5 separate regions of the Homo sapiens genome follow, and regions 1, 2, 3 and 5 are each linked to region 4. Evidence: chromatin contacts called from ENCODE Hi-C or POLR2A ChIA-PET data. All regions are on one chromosome and are shown on one strand. The core of a region is the stretch at or near the end of the contact, and the rest is flanking DNA. Distances in the headings are between cores, read along the strand shown. Region 1 holds the start of SLF2 (SMC5/6 complex localization factor 2). Region 2 holds the start of BTRC (beta-transducin repeat containing E3 ubiquitin protein ligase). Region 3 holds the start of MRPL43 (mitochondrial ribosomal protein L43). Region 4 holds the start of ACTR1A (actin related protein 1A). Region 5 holds the start of STN1 (STN1 subunit of CST complex).

Region 1 (2,826 bases), core at 195-2,694, 1.6 Mb before region 4:
CCGGGGACTAAAGGGGAAGGGAAAAGGAGGTGAACTTGGAGTCAGTCAGGCATGCTTAGTGACCAGAACAGTTCAATTTCGTTTTTTCTAAATTTTAATTAATTAATTTATTTTTGAGACAGGGTCTTGCTATGTTGCCCAGGCTAGTCTCCAACTCCCGGGCTCAAGCTATCCACCTGCCTTGGCCTCCCAAACTGCTGGGATTATAGATGTGAGCAACTGTATCAGGCCAATAGTTCAATTTCTATACAATAAACTTGAAAGACCCGTCCAAATTATTTTATATCATTTAAGATTTTTTTCCATCCAACTGATTAAATAACTCTGTCAATTAAAGCTTGGACATCTTGAAATTGATATTTTGGTTGTTAACAGTTATTGCAACAGTATTTGACCTGTCTCTGGAAGATTTTGTAAAGAAGTAAAATTCGCTGTAGGAATCTATCTGGGGAAGAAAGGGAACTATAATTTGCTCTGTACCTGTTACATGAGAGAATCTGAACTGTGCAGTGTACACTGTTTTATCCTTTTATGGTTTACAATTACCCAGAAAAGTGAGTAAAATGCCCGTTTTACAGATGTGGAGGCTGAGGTTCAGAGATACTGACCAGTCTCTCGGTTTATAAGGAAAACCATGGCTAACAGCCTCCAGAGCACAAGCCCTTTACAAAGGAGGGTTGGAGATTGCAGGCAGCTTTTACTTATCTATGCTGCCCACGCTTAACATGGAAAACTGAAAGCTGACCTTGTGTTCCTTTAAAAAATCTCCAAGGAAGTCGGCTGCAGAGACTTCATGGTAACTCATGAGAAACAAAATGCTTTTGTGGATTAACAACTGTCTTTATTCCAATGGAGTTTTTTGGGGGTTTTTTCTTCTTCTTAAAGACAAAAAAATAATCTACCGCTGACACTCAACAAGAACCGTCGTAGAATGGACAAGTCTTCGGATCGCGCTGTGCAGATCCCTCAGCAAATTGTGACAGTATTATGGCACTTTGGCCTAAGCTGTTAAAGAGACGATGTAATGAACAGCTGCGGATTTCTGAGGCACAATTGTGTGACACAGGAAGCCCAAGTGTTGGCCATCCTCAACGAAGGCAGCTGCCGGGCTCCGGTTTGCTTCAGCAAACCCTCACCCCTCGCCTTCAACCAGGCGGGTGTCGTCAGCTGTCCGCCAGCTGCTGCCCGCGCCTTTCCGCCCCCGCGCGCCGGCCAAGGCCGAGGCGGCCGGGACCAGAGGCGCGCGCCCTCAGTGCATGTGACGGGGTGGGAGGGGGAGGTTTCTTCCTCCCCCGTCCCCAAGCCCCGCCTTCTCCAGAGAGGCTGCGGCTTCCTATTGCGCCACCACCGAAATGACCACCGTGCCAGCCAATCAAGACGTGATTCATGAAGTAAGACCCGCCCCTTACTGGTCCCCAGGTTCCTTCCCGCTCACGCCGGAGTCACTTCCGAAGAGAGAACCGCCATGAAGAGAGAAGGGGGTGCCGCCCACCTCTGCTCCGACAGCCTCCCGGAGTCCCAGCAGCAAGACGGCAACCACGCACCCAACTTCTCCAGCCACGGCTCATGCCGCCGTCGCCAGCGGCGCCGACATGACAAGGCGCTGCATGCCCGCTAGGCCAGGTTTCCCCTCATCCCCAGCCCCGGGGTCGTCGCCCCCGCGCTGCCATCTGAGACCCGGTAGTACCGCCCATGCTGCAGCGGGAAAGAGAACAGAGAGTCCTGGGGACAGGTACCGTGCAGAGGGCTTGAGAAGGGGCCGGGTCGCGGGGGCAAGGGTATGAGGGGAGGGCTGCAGACCGCCGCTCTTCCAGTTCCCGCCATCCTCCGCGAGCTCAGGCGTTGGCATTTCGGGGCCTGGCAAATCCCCGCCCCGCCTCCGCGCAGGGGCTACTGGGAGTTGGAGTTTGCTTCTCTGTAGTTGGGCAGCTGCTCTTGGTCTAGTGACCACCAGCCTGGACAGCTACGGAGAACCCGCCTTAGGTAGAAAGAAAGTGATTTTTTTCCTTTGCAAGAGTTTGACCCGGGACCCTAACTGCTTAATGCATATTTAGATCGTTTTCTGTACGTTGTCAGTTCTACTGATCCTAGTGGTTTAGTAATATAAACCTTTTCTATGTTGTGGGTGAAATTATGTAACCTGTGATGAGGGAATCCCTTCCACGAATTACTTTGTAGTCCAGCGTGCACGCTAGTTCATACTTAAAAGAACTTGCAGATTTGGAATGTGACGTGTTTTCTCTTTCAGTAACTTCACGCCTCTCCAAGAGGCTAATTTTTTTGTAAAGATTTTGTGGGAGCTATGTAATGAGATGGGGAGTTTCATCTAATGACATCCTCTGACAATAAAACATGTTTAAATTCCCTACGAACTTGGTACTGTCTTTTATTTTAAGTTAAATTGTATTAAGTTTTAACAATATTCATGTTACTAATACTGTGGTACAGGCCCACAATCCCTTATCTTAACTCTGAAAGCCAGAAAGCTATGAAAACCAAAACGTTTTCAGTAAGTTTGGCACCACATCTTACTGGGCAGCCAGATCTGACTAAAACTAATGTAAGGCTGTTTGTGGTCTTTATCCCATTAAGTGTGAATATTCATGTTTTGCTGGAGAAATGTCAGTGGATTTGATTACAGGTTGCAGCACCAGACCCCACTGGGGACTTTCCATAATACATCCAAGTTATCCCCTTCCTAAAATCTGATAAATTCAGAATTCTAAAACACATTTGGCCCCAGAAGGTTCAGATAAGGGTTTGTGAAACTGTTATAATTGTGTGTGTGTGTGTGTTTTTTTTTAAGCCAGTTGTTAAATAAGCAGT
Region 2 (2,700 bases), core at 44-2,543, 1.1 Mb before region 4:
AGGCCCGACTAATTTTTGTATTTTTAGTAGAGACGGGGGTTTCTCCATGTTGGCCAGGCTCGTCTCGAACTCCTGACCTCAGGTGATCCACCCGCCTTAGCCTCCCACAGTGCTGGGATTACAAGCGTCAGTCACCGCGCCTGGCCCTAAATCACTTTTGTTGTTGTTGTTGTTGTTATACTGTTCTTTTTCATTGCTAAGTAATATTCCACTGTGCTACATATGGAATATGCTACAATTTGTTCATACAACCACCTGCTGAGGGGCATTTGGGTGTGTGTCAGTTTTTTAGGCTGTATAACCAATTATCACAAACATAGCAGCTTAAAACAACCTAAATCACTTTTAACCAAACCCTAGAGTTTTCTCCTCCTAAGGTAGACCCAATTTCCAAAATAAACCCATATTGTACCTTTTCAGGCCAAAGAAAATATTTATATGCTTTATTTGCTGGAGGCCATTATATTCCACCGTTGAAGGACTTTTGTTAAGTACCTGTTTGACCCTTAGTGCAGGGCTTACATCCCACAGTTAGCAATAGCAAGTTATGTGCTTTTTGAGCTCTAAACACTGAGAATTTCTTGAACCGAGTTCTATTCGGCCCTGACTTGCTGTGGGGGAGAAAAGATTCCTCGGGAGAAGTGTGGGTGGCGATGGCTTAGGAGGACCTTGAAATTCCGCATTTGTCTGTGAGCTGCTGCCAGGTGCCCATTGGCCCAGCTACTCTGGGTCGCAAACCTGCAGATGCCAGATACATGAAATTTGGGGACGTTCAGCTTCCTAAAACCACAGTTAGGCAGGTCCTAGGACCCGTGATTCTTGCCACAGTTTTTCTTAGTATTTGGGCTACAAGTGAGGCATTGGCCGCCATCTTGATATCAAATGCCAGGCAAGCCGCTACTGGCGTCGCTCGGTAACCACGGAGACACCCGTGCCCCTCCCGTTTCTCATCCTTAGAGGCTGTAAACTACAATTCCCATCAGCCGATTTCCTCTGCGTAATGGCAACTTATCTAAATCTGGCTTGTGGGCAACCGCAACGCTGCCGCAGTGAACTGTGGGAGTTGCGGTTCACGGCGTAGCCTCAGTTTTTTTCCTGGGGGAAGTTCCAGAACTACAAATCCCGTGAGCCAGTGGGCTTTCGCCTGCGCACGGAGAAGCCGATTCTCCTTGGCCCCTCAGCCTGCGCCTGAGAGGTAAGAGAGGGCGGGGGGAAGGAAGAGGAGGCGGGATCCGGGCGCTGCGTTGGCTGCGGCCTGGCACCAAAGGGGCGGCCCCGGCGGAGAGCGGACCCAGTGGCCTCGGCGATTATGGACCCGGCCGAGGCGGTGCTGCAAGAGAAGGCACTCAAGTTTATGGTGAGGAGACGGTGGAGGCCGGGGAACGGTGGAGGCGCTGGCGTTGGCGGCGTCGCTGGCCTGGGCCGCCCGCCCACTGCGGGACCGGGCAGCGGGACCCTGGGCCGAGGCTGGCGGCGGAGCGGCTGGAGGGATGGGATGGGAGCTCCAGAAAGGAGGCTGGGGGTTGCGGAGCGGACCCAGGGGTGGGGGCAGCGGCTCCGCCATCTTGTGGATGAGAGGCCAAGTGACAGCGGGAGCTTAATCGAGGAGGGGGCTCCAGGCGGCGCGCGGGGCCCTGGAGGGAAAGGGGCGTGGGGACTGTTACTGAAAAGCGGAGGAAGCTCTCTGGAGAAACGCCGTGAGGCCGCTGGCGGGGCCTTCCTGGTGTCAGGGTTACCGGTAAGGCCCGGGAGAGGAGGTGCATTCACGACTGGGGAAGGGAGCGCGGGATAGAGTGAAGACAGATACGGTGGGTAGAGGGGAACGGGCAGGGCTGGATGCAGATGGATTTAAGGGTGGAGGAGGGAACGCTAGGGCTGGTGAGAGGCTTATAGTTTTGTAGAATGAGGAGGGAGGATAGCCTTTGCCTTGAGGGTGGAATCCCAGCTTGGCCAAACTACTGTTGACAAACTCTGGAAGGGAAGAGGCCTCACTAAAGAAGATAAGGACTGGGAATGAGGACCTAGGGCTATAATGACAGTCCCTGGGAGGGGAAAAGGGTGTTGACTGTAAGCTAGAATTACAAATGTCAGGGAGGGGTACATAACGCTACTTTGAAAGGAGAAGCTAAATACTGTAATAAGGACAAGGTGATGAAAAGTAAGAGCAGATTGTCAGGGAAACATGGGTACAGGAGATTGGGGCAAAATGAGTATCTAATAGGGTAAGCAAAACAAAATTTAAAGGTAAATTGTGGGACGGTAAAATGTGGAGGCCAGGTGCTTTGTATCATTTTCTGGGAAAGGAAAGGCCGTGGAGATGAGAGTTGCAAAGACCCATAAGAAGTGATGAGATCAGTTGAGAAATTTAGGAGATAAAAAGGGTGGAGGTTGGTAGAGGGAAGTAAGTCAGGGATAAGTCAGGATTTGTGGTTACCCGTCAGTTTTAGGTTGAAGCACAGTGTGAGCAAAGATTGGATTTTGTGGGTGTGCTTAAACCCCTTGGAACATATTTCTTTAACTTTGTATCACGCTTTTCTTTTTGCTGTGCTTATCTTTGGCAAACTCGTATAGTCTGATATTTGATGCTTTTAATCTGATGCTTTTTGTATTTCCTAGGTGTAAAACCAGACTTTGTGGTTACAACTAAAGAATGATGGAATGCATAGATTTTAAGCTTAACAGGTGGCCTTAGGGACATTG
Region 3 (2,763 bases), core at 242-2,741, 1.5 Mb before region 4:
GCTGGCTCAAGGGACATGGATTTTATTTCTGCACAAAGAGGGACGTGGGGGGAAGGAGATGTATAGCTAAGACCAGAGAAAGCTTGTCAGCCAGGACTTGGTCTGAGAATCACTCCCCTCTCCCTTTCAGGGGTCAGGCCTAGATTAATCACTTGGCCTTTGATACTAACCACCTGACAGTTGTTATATGTTCTGCGTCTAGTTTTAAAATAATGAAAACTGAGGCTTGTGCTTAACATATGCACACATTTTGAAGACAGACCTGAAATGTGACCTTGGATAAGTTTATTAACCTGTTTTATAAATCTGTATTCACACAGATATAAAGTGCCTAGCCCATCACAGCAGAGCTCTCCGTAGCTCAGTGGTTGTTCCAATAAGACATCAGGGATTCTTCAGAAGCCAGCCTTCAGACCTCTCACTGTGTTTTGAGATCATTATTATCAATTTGGATTTAAAAAACAAGGGCCCTGTAAAACCCTTGAAGTCTTCCTCATCTCAGGTTTTAGGGATGCCACTTGCATAAAAATGAGTGGTTCACAAGGTCACTGCCCCCAGAAGCAGGCACTGGAAAGAAACAGGCAGCTCTTCATTATCCCAAGCAGAACCTCTGTCAACTTGCCCATTGATGGGTTCCATTTGCCTGGGCTTGGAATCCCAAAGGGGAAGAACCACCTTTACCGGAGTAACAGTCCAAAGCCTGGGGCTGCAGTTGGTGGGGCAACTCTTCACTGTGCTTGCACCTGGGCTGGGGCAGGATCCTGAACCTCTCGGGGGCGTAGCCCGCGGAACGTGGTCGGCTTGTTGGTGAAGGGGTGCCACTGGCCCTGGATGCTAGGGTTGTCGGTGTGGAAGGGCTTGCGGATGCGGATCACGTCCAAGCCCGACTGGTCGGCCAGCTTCTGCACCAGCGTCGAGATCTCCTCGACCGACTTGCAGTGGATGCTCTCCTCGCGCACAGCCCCGTTAACTGGCAGAAGAGGGGTGAGAGTGGGTGGAAGCTGGCCGGTGCGACCAAGCGAGAAGGAGGATAGCGGGTCGAGCCCCTGATCCCGCCCTCCAGCCCGAGCCCGGCCCCACTCACGGTATTCGGCCACTACTCTGGGCACGCAGCACGGACGCGAGTTTACATATATTACGACCCCTGGATTCCGTCGGGCGAAGTCGATCACCTCCCGCTCCACGAACTCCCTAAGCGACCCGGGACAGTGAGCAGTATGACCCCTGACTGGGGGCGACCTACCCGGGGAGTCGTTGCCACCTCCACACCCACCCCGACCCGCGCCTGCGCACTTCCCTTGGCTCACCTGGCGCCGCGAGACGAGGCGCCGTCGCGGCTGACGCTGAAGCTCAGACGCTGCAGCTGCTGCACATAGCGACCCAGTCCGTTGTGGAGAACGCTGGCCAAGAAGCGGCTCGGAGTCCCGCGCGCCGTCATAGCTACAGCTTGGAGGCCGCGGAGCCTAAGCAGCGAGGAGAGGGGGGCGGGACTAAACCTCGAGGCTTCCGGTTCCGGGACGACCGCTCCCGGAGTTTTGCTTCCGAGGTCAAGGCGAGTAGCATGTGCGGGAGACTCACGTTGCCGGCGAAGTGGGAGAGAGAAAAGTGGTAACCTGGGGCTGGGGGCCGGCGCGGCGGAGCTCGGAGTAGTAGAGCGGAGTGAAGACACGGGGGAGGATAGAGACTGGCATTCCTTTGGGCCGGGGGATTGGCGGGAGTCGTGCTGGGTGCTCTCGCCGTGTTGAGGTCCCAGTGAGGGGAAGGAGAAGCGGAAGAGGGTCTCTAGTCGGGGCCTAGGGCAAAGGGACTACAAAAAGGATGCAGATGACTATAGAAATGAGGACGACGAGGAGATGCTGTGGAGGAGCAGTAGAGGTGAGAAGATGATGCAAAGAAACTGTGTCAGTGAGGAACTGTATAGAGGGTCATAGAGGTGAGGTGGCGGAGAGAAACTAACTAACGGACCATAGAGGTGGGGGAGCCATTGTAGAAGGACGTGGACGCGAAAGGGTCGTGTAGATGGGCATATGTGTGAAGCAGCAACGTAGAGGGGCTGAAGAGGAGAAATTCATGGAGAGAAAGAATGCACCTAGAGTGAGCTCTGCAGAGTGCTGCGTGGGATATCCCTAGAGTTTGGTCTAGTGAAGGCACGCTAACCAGGCACCTAAGGCATTTCAAGTAGTGACTTCCCACATTTGGCTAGGAATGTGGGTCCTCCTCCGAAGTGGGTACCCCCTCCGTATCTTGTTACCCCTGCGTGGGGAGTGGATGGGTCGGAGGGGCCTGCCCCGAAACTTGGCCCCAGGCCCTCCTCGCAGACGTTACAGGAAGGAGACTCTCCAAGCCTTGGATATGCCAGTGTTGCCTGTAACTGCAACTGAAATCCGCCAGTATTTGCGGGGGCATGGGATCCCCTTCCAGGATGGTCACAGTTGCCTGCGGGCACTGAGCCCCTTTGCAGAGTCTTCACAGCTCAAAGGCCAGACTGGTGTTACCACTTCCTTCAGCCTCTTCATTGACAAGACCACAGGCCACTTTCTCTGCATGACCAGCCTAGCAGAAGGGAGCTGGGAAGACTTCCAGGCCAGCGTGGAGGGGCGAGGGGATGGGGCCAGGGAGGGGTTTCTGCTTAGCAAGGCACCAGAATTTGAGGACAGCGAGGAGGTCCGGAGGATCTGGAACCGAGCAATACCTCTCTGGGAGCTGCCTGATCAGGAGGAGGTTCAGCTGGCTGATACAATGTTTGGCCTTACCAAGGTTACA
Region 4 (2,700 bases), core at 201-2,700:
AAACTGGATGGTTTGAAATCTGTTATTTAACATCCCTGCATACACTGGGGATAGTAATTCCTATCTACCTAACAGAGCTGAAGCTTAAACGAGAACATTGTAATATGCCTAAGGTCCCAAGAGCTGAATCAACAAAGGGAATCTGACAGAGTCAGCTTACAACAGAGGGAACTGGTAGTTTTGCCTCAATGGAGGGACCTACAAGGGACACAGACAGGGATCAATCTCTGTGGGACCAAAGCTTTGAATCGAAGGCAGAAATGCAGTCGTTTTACAATTTTCTCCTTTCCCCCCAAAATAAGAGCAGTATTTAGATTCTTTCTATTGGTCAATATTGATGCTTCTGCATGGTGGTGCTGGCAAAAGGGATGACGGATAAAGTACTGGATTTAGGGCACCTCTGCTATGTGACCTTGGGCTCACGTTACGTCTTCGCGCTTCAGTTTTCTCATCGGTAACACGAAGATCAAAGTTCCTTTTAAACTATGCGTCCAGTTTTTGTGAGGATCCAACTCGAATGTATGTGAAAACGCCCTGGAAGCGCTAGAGCGCCAGGCAAATATTAAGTTTGGTAATTTTTTCCCCGTAAGAACTAGGCGTTCCAAAGAGGAGGACAACCTCTCTGCTTCCTTTGTCACTCTCCTTTCTTCTCGACCTTTACCAACTTTGTAATTTATAATCACAGTAATAGCTGACATCCTACAGCGGTTTCTGGCACCAGATTCTCGGGCCCCACCCAGATCCACACCACCAAGCCGCAGCGCCGGCTGAGACCGAAGGAAAACTTAGCCGTTCTCCACCCGCGGGCGGGCACTCGCCTCTAGGCCCCACCACCCAGAGTCCCGGAAGCCAATCCCCACAGCCCTGGAGCACTGCCCCGCCCCTTCAAGAGGGAAAACAATATGGCGGCAAGGAAGAATGGCAGGGGCGTGAGCCAATCACCGCAGAGGCCTAGCCTCATCCGGCAAGGCTAAGAGGCGGTATCATTGGCTAAGATGGACAGCCAGAGCAACCAATAGAGCGATCGGAAATGGGGGAGAGGGCGGGCGACGGGAATCTCACACAGCGGTTAAGGCCCCTAGAGCCAAGGGCCCAAGGACTGGCTTGGACTATAACTCTTTCCTTTATCCACTCCAGAGTTCTCCATCCCACTTTTGCTGGCTGGCCGCCTTGCCTGCGGACTATGTGATAAGGGGAGGAAGGAGGCGGCGGTGGCTGAACGCGCCTGACAGGCCGGGCCAGTGACAAAGAGCCGGCGGCTCAGGCTGAACCCCGGGAAGCGATCCTTTCGAGGAGGAGAGCCCAAGTCCCCTTATAGATAGGAAAGACGCAACTCACGTTGTCGATCACGACAGGCTGGTTGGCGATCACATCGTAGGACTCCATGGCAGAGGAATCTCTCCTTCTGGGGAAGGAACTGCCCAGCCGGGTCCGCCGCTAGCGCCACTGACACGCATGCGCAGTCTAGCCGCCGGTTCAGGGCGGCGAGGGAGCGGCCCGACCTCGCCTCTGAAGAACTACAATCCCCAGCAAGCTTTGCGCCTGGGTTAGCGATCTAGCTTGCTTTGTTGCCCGCCTAGTTTAAGATTGGGAGTCGCATTTCCAATGCGCAGTACCCTGGGATTTGTGGTCTCCCTAGATTAAACAGCCAGAGACACAGGTTGATGGTCATGTTGCATGCCTGGATCTGTAGTCCCTTTGAAGGAGTTCGCAGTGCATGCTGAGGTATGTAGTCTTCTCGAGTACTTGTCTGTAGTTCGGTTTGGATTGGTCGTAATTCATGGATGTTTGGATTTTGCAGATCAGCCCTGCCACTCCCCCCGACGTTCCCTTAGACAATATAAGGTTCTCATGTTTTTATTTGGGTCTGTAAGACTTTAATAAACATCTCCTAGCACCTCACACTCTAACAAAAAGGAAATGTTAACACACGTACGCGAGAGGACATATTCCTACAACAAAGGAAAACAATTTAAATTGCATAAAATTAGCTTTAAGTTTAAAAACCTGTACATTGTCGTTGCCTTTTGCATTTTCTTTTTTTCTGCATAACAGGCTAACATTGATCCGAAGATTGGCAATTGGAACTACTGGTATAGGTAATCTTTTGGTCATTAAAACATCATCTAAGGGTTTCAGAAACTGCTCGAGTATCTCTTTAATTTTCATAACGAGCTAGAATTGACACTGATGGTTGAGAAAATGGAGGTGAAGAGAGGTTATGTGTCACTGCTTTCAAATGAGCCCAGTGCATTTTTTTCTCTGGATTATGTTCTCCCCCAGCCCCCTTGAAATTTCAGGGACCTTTTTGTCAATAGCCCTAGAAAACATTAGATTTATTATCATCTATTAATACTAACGCCCCATGGATGAATGAATCAATCCATTGTCAGATTTATGTTTAAATCCTAGTTAGCAGCGCGTCAGCAAAACAGTAACAAATCCTTTGTTGGCGCACTTCTCGCTGCTTTCGTGGGACCTTAGCACCTCAGAGGGTGCTCAGCATCTCTAAACTTGGGTTCCTCCTAACACTAGGGGGAGACCAAGAGCCTTGGGACACTCCCAACACAGGGAGGGGAGGCGGGGCCTATTGTCAAGTCACACCTTCCCTGCCTGTGACTGGCACAGACATTAGCCAATGGGTGCTTGGATAGGGTGCGCCGGCGCCCCGCCCCCCTTAGCGCCCCGCCGCCCCGAGGC
Region 5 (2,700 bases), core at 99-2,598, 1.4 Mb after region 4:
TGTTGCTTCAACTGCTATTTCTATTTGAGGGCCCACTATATGCCAGGCACTGTTCTAAGCCCTGGGATTACAAAGGTGAACAAGACAGATGATGTTCTTCCTCTCAGGGAGTTTATAATATTTTGATTCTGCTTAATTCAAAAGAAAACAAACCCCCTTTACATATCAGGAATCAAAAGATTCCATTACACAGGGTTAAGCTCCATTTTTACAAAGAAACCCAGACTTTGCAGAAGGTGAGTCACATGCCCGGACCAGGTAAGTGGCACATTTAGGAAAGGAGCCAGGCCTAGGAATATCTGGCCCAGCGATCTCTCCAACAGGAGCAGGGCCAAAGAAAAACAAATGAGCATTTTTAAGCATGAAAGACCCTAAATGGAGGTAAAAACCCCAGTACAAAAGTTACTCCCCCAAACACCTACTAAAAAAAAAAAAAAAAAAAAAAAGATTTAGACTGTTTTTTTTACCTTGCAAATAAATGAACTCATGCGAAGGTCCAGGCTAGGTCCCTTTCAAAGCCTGCAGCAGGGAAGGCTCTCCTAAAAGCCTCTAATCCCAGCTTTCTGAGACTTTGGGAAAGGGTGGCAGATGCAGCCCAGGGCATCCCAGGGTGGCTAGCCACATACCTGGCACCTGGCGGGACTCCTTCATGTCCAGGATATCCCTGATGTAGAGTTTTGCAAAGGCTAGAAACACAGGATCCAAACCCCACAAGAGGGAAGGGGTCTCCTCTTCACACCGGCTGGATCCAGGCTGCATCAAGAGGCAGGGCTGTGGCTTCCAGCTAACTCTGAAAGGTTCTGCATCACTGAGTCAAGCATCTAGATGGGACACAGAAATGAGGATGCAATGCGTTTAACGTGGGTCAAAGTGGCACGGCCCTGACGCTGCTCCCAGGTGGGCGTCCAGGACTCCAGGAGGGGTGAACGCAGGGATCCAGGGCCCTGTCAAACTCCATGCCACGGGGCGTGTTAAGAGGCGTTCCTCACGTCAGGACGCCTGCGTTCCTTACGGCTCTCCCGCTGTTCTCCTTCCCACAAAGCACCAACTTCGGAACGGCTAAACATCAACTTTCACTCTGGGAAGATACGTCTGTACAGGCGTAGCAGAAACCGCTTGGGGTCCCGGGAGGAACGGGCGCCCTCGCAGCCCTGCACGTGTTGGGGCATAGTGGATGGGTCTGACTGTCGCTCTGCCCTAAACTTTCCGCTTTTGGGGATGAGCCAAGAAAAGGAGGAAAAAAGATACTAAAAAATGGACCCACTTGTAGCCCCTCCCGCCGCCTGCAGCTCCAGGAGCCCTGAGACCTGGCCCTTCCGGCGCTCGGAGCCGCTGGCGGCGACGACCCCGCCCGGCGCAGGAGCAGTTGGCTGAGGTCGTCTCTGGAGTTCCGGCCTGAGCCCGCCCCCTGCCCCGCCAGGGACCAACCCCGGTCTCCCCGCCAGCGCATTTCCTTTCTGCTGCAGCGCCTCGCCACGGCTCCGCCCCATCTCTCCCGAAGTCCCGCCTCATCCCACCCAGACCCCACCCATCCCGCCGCGGCCACGCCCCATCCTGCCCGAAGCCCCGCCCCATCCCGCCCGAAGCCCCGCCCCATCCCGCCGCGGCCCAACCATCCGCTAGGCCCCATCCAGCCGAAGTCCAGCCCGTTCCGTGCCCCGCCTCAGCGCAGCGTACTTTTGGTTCAGGCAGCGCTGCAGCCCCGCCTTCGTGCTAGCCTCCACCGCTGAGGCCTAGGAGGCGACCTTGAAATTCCTGCAGTTCTAACGCCGCTCTTCTAGTCACCTTTCACCCCTCCTCCTGCTGGTGGCGGGACCCTGAACCTGGGCCTCCTAGAGGTTGGGTCAGGATCAGACTATTTTTCTTTTTGATTCCTGATATGTAAAACAGATAAAAAGTAAGCAGTGCCACGAGTGCATTGTGGCATATTTTAAATGTTCATTTACAGTTGGTAAGTGACCTGACTCACACACTTAGGACTCTAGTTTCACTTGGAGATGTCAATATCTAAATTTGAGCCCTCGAGTGAATGTGAGGTCTTGACTCTGCCAGAGACTAGCCGTGCAAAATCATGACAATACATTTTGTCTCCTTTACCCTTGTTCGGTCTACAGTCTGGAAGGTTGTACACTTAAGAACTTTGAAAAGCTGGCATTTTGGTAAATCATGGCCACCTTGATGGTGCTTAGTCTCCAGAATTTCTATTTTAAAGTGAGGAAAGATAGCCACGTTCCACTCCCATAAAGAGCTACGTTACCCGAGACGTCAGGAATTCTTCCTAATTTACAGAGACTCTGGAAAATGGCAGGGGAGTACAGATCACCCTGGCAGACCATTCCCGGGGGAGGCAGGTGGTGGCCAAAGAGATAATTGCTAAACTATTTATCAGAGAAGGAACTTGGAGCCGCTGGAATGGAAAGTGTGTGTGTCATTAGACCCATGGCATTTAATTACCTCCCCGGCCATTTAAGAAGCTCAAAAACAAGAGTCCTTGGTAAAATACATTGCCCAGATTCTACTGCAATGAACACTAGGAAATGTAGGGTTTAAGATTTAATTAAGAGAAGACACTGGCTGGGCGCGGTGGCTCACACCTGTAATCCCAACATTTTGTGAGGCCGAGGCGGGCAGATCACGAGGTCAGGAGTTCAAGACCAGGCAGGCCAATATACGGAAACCAACCCCCTCTCTACTAAAAAT

The links. Hi-C counts contacts between places; a loop is a spot of excess contacts on that map. ChIA-PET counts read pairs that join two places held with the same protein, here RNA polymerase II (POLR2A). Pooled maps may share reads with other maps.
Region 1: a loop to region 4 is called in a map of B cell, with 32 times the contacts of the local background. The contact joins the promoter of SLF2 here to the promoter of ACTR1A in region 4. A Hi-C loop is called at or near these places in 2 of 168 maps with a recorded cell type or tissue (B cell and naive thymus-derived CD4-positive, alpha-beta T cell), 1 of 37 single-sample maps with no recorded cell type and 8 of 50 pooled maps.
Region 2: a map of ascending aorta shows a loop between it and region 4 (6-fold over the local background). The contact joins the promoter of BTRC here to the promoter of ACTR1A in region 4. A Hi-C loop is called at or near these places in 3 of 168 maps with a recorded cell type or tissue (CD4-positive, alpha-beta T cell, ascending aorta and naive thymus-derived CD4-positive, alpha-beta T cell), 5 of 37 single-sample maps with no recorded cell type and 16 of 50 pooled maps. POLR2A ChIA-PET finds 5 or more read pairs at or near these places in 1 of 52 experiments (OCI-LY7).
Region 3: a loop to region 4 is called in a pooled map, with 14 times the contacts of the local background. The contact joins the promoter of MRPL43 here to the promoter of ACTR1A in region 4. A Hi-C loop is called at or near these places in 1 of 37 single-sample maps with no recorded cell type and 10 of 50 pooled maps. POLR2A ChIA-PET finds 5 or more read pairs at or near these places in 2 of 52 experiments (H1 and activated T-cell).
Region 5: a loop to region 4 is called in a map of CD4-positive, alpha-beta memory T cell, with 11 times the contacts of the local background. The contact joins the promoter of STN1 here to the promoter of ACTR1A in region 4. A Hi-C loop is called at or near these places in 2 of 168 maps with a recorded cell type or tissue (CD4-positive, alpha-beta memory T cell and naive thymus-derived CD4-positive, alpha-beta T cell), 1 of 37 single-sample maps with no recorded cell type and 13 of 50 pooled maps.

What each region holds. Positions count from the first base shown.
Region 1 is chr10:100,911,519-100,914,344 of GRCh38, forward strand. SLF2 (SMC5/6 complex localization factor 2) reads left to right here and starts at 1,445. Exons shown (of 20, transcript NM_018121.4): 1 at 1,445-1,732. The coding sequence starts at 1,593. RefSeq lists a silencer at 965-1,234 and enhancers at 1,455-1,524, 1,545-1,594.
Region 2 is chr10:101,352,872-101,355,571 of GRCh38, forward strand. BTRC (beta-transducin repeat containing E3 ubiquitin protein ligase) reads left to right here and starts at 1,294. Exons shown (of 15, transcript NM_033637.4): 1 at 1,294-1,357. The coding sequence starts at 1,310. RefSeq lists a silencer at 1,338-1,517.
Region 3 is chr10:100,986,006-100,988,768 of GRCh38, forward strand. MRPL43 (mitochondrial ribosomal protein L43) reads right to left here and starts at 1,492. Exons shown (of 3, transcript NM_032112.3): 1 at 1,308-1,492; 2 at 1,085-1,191; 3 at 264-970. The coding sequence starts at 1,438. The coding sequence ends at 729. TWNK (twinkle mtDNA helicase) reads left to right here and starts at 1,538. Exons shown (of 5, transcript NM_021830.5): 1 at 1,538-2,763. The coding sequence starts at 2,206. RefSeq lists an enhancer at 1,251-1,320.
Region 4 is chr10:102,501,262-102,503,961 of GRCh38, forward strand. ACTR1A (actin related protein 1A) reads right to left here and starts at 1,451. Exons shown (of 11, transcript NM_005736.4): 1 at 1,339-1,451. The coding sequence starts at 1,386. It also overlaps a transcript of SUFU not described here. RefSeq lists an enhancer at 1,330-1,429 and silencers at 1,780-1,849, 2,527-2,700.
Region 5 is chr10:103,916,836-103,919,535 of GRCh38, forward strand. It overlaps STN1 (STN1 subunit of CST complex), which reads right to left and starts at 1,349. Exons shown (of 10, transcript NM_024928.5): 1 at 1,265-1,349; 2 at 627-821. The coding sequence starts at 759. RefSeq lists enhancers at 811-1,140, 1,000-1,645, 1,276-1,570 and a silencer at 1,311-1,660.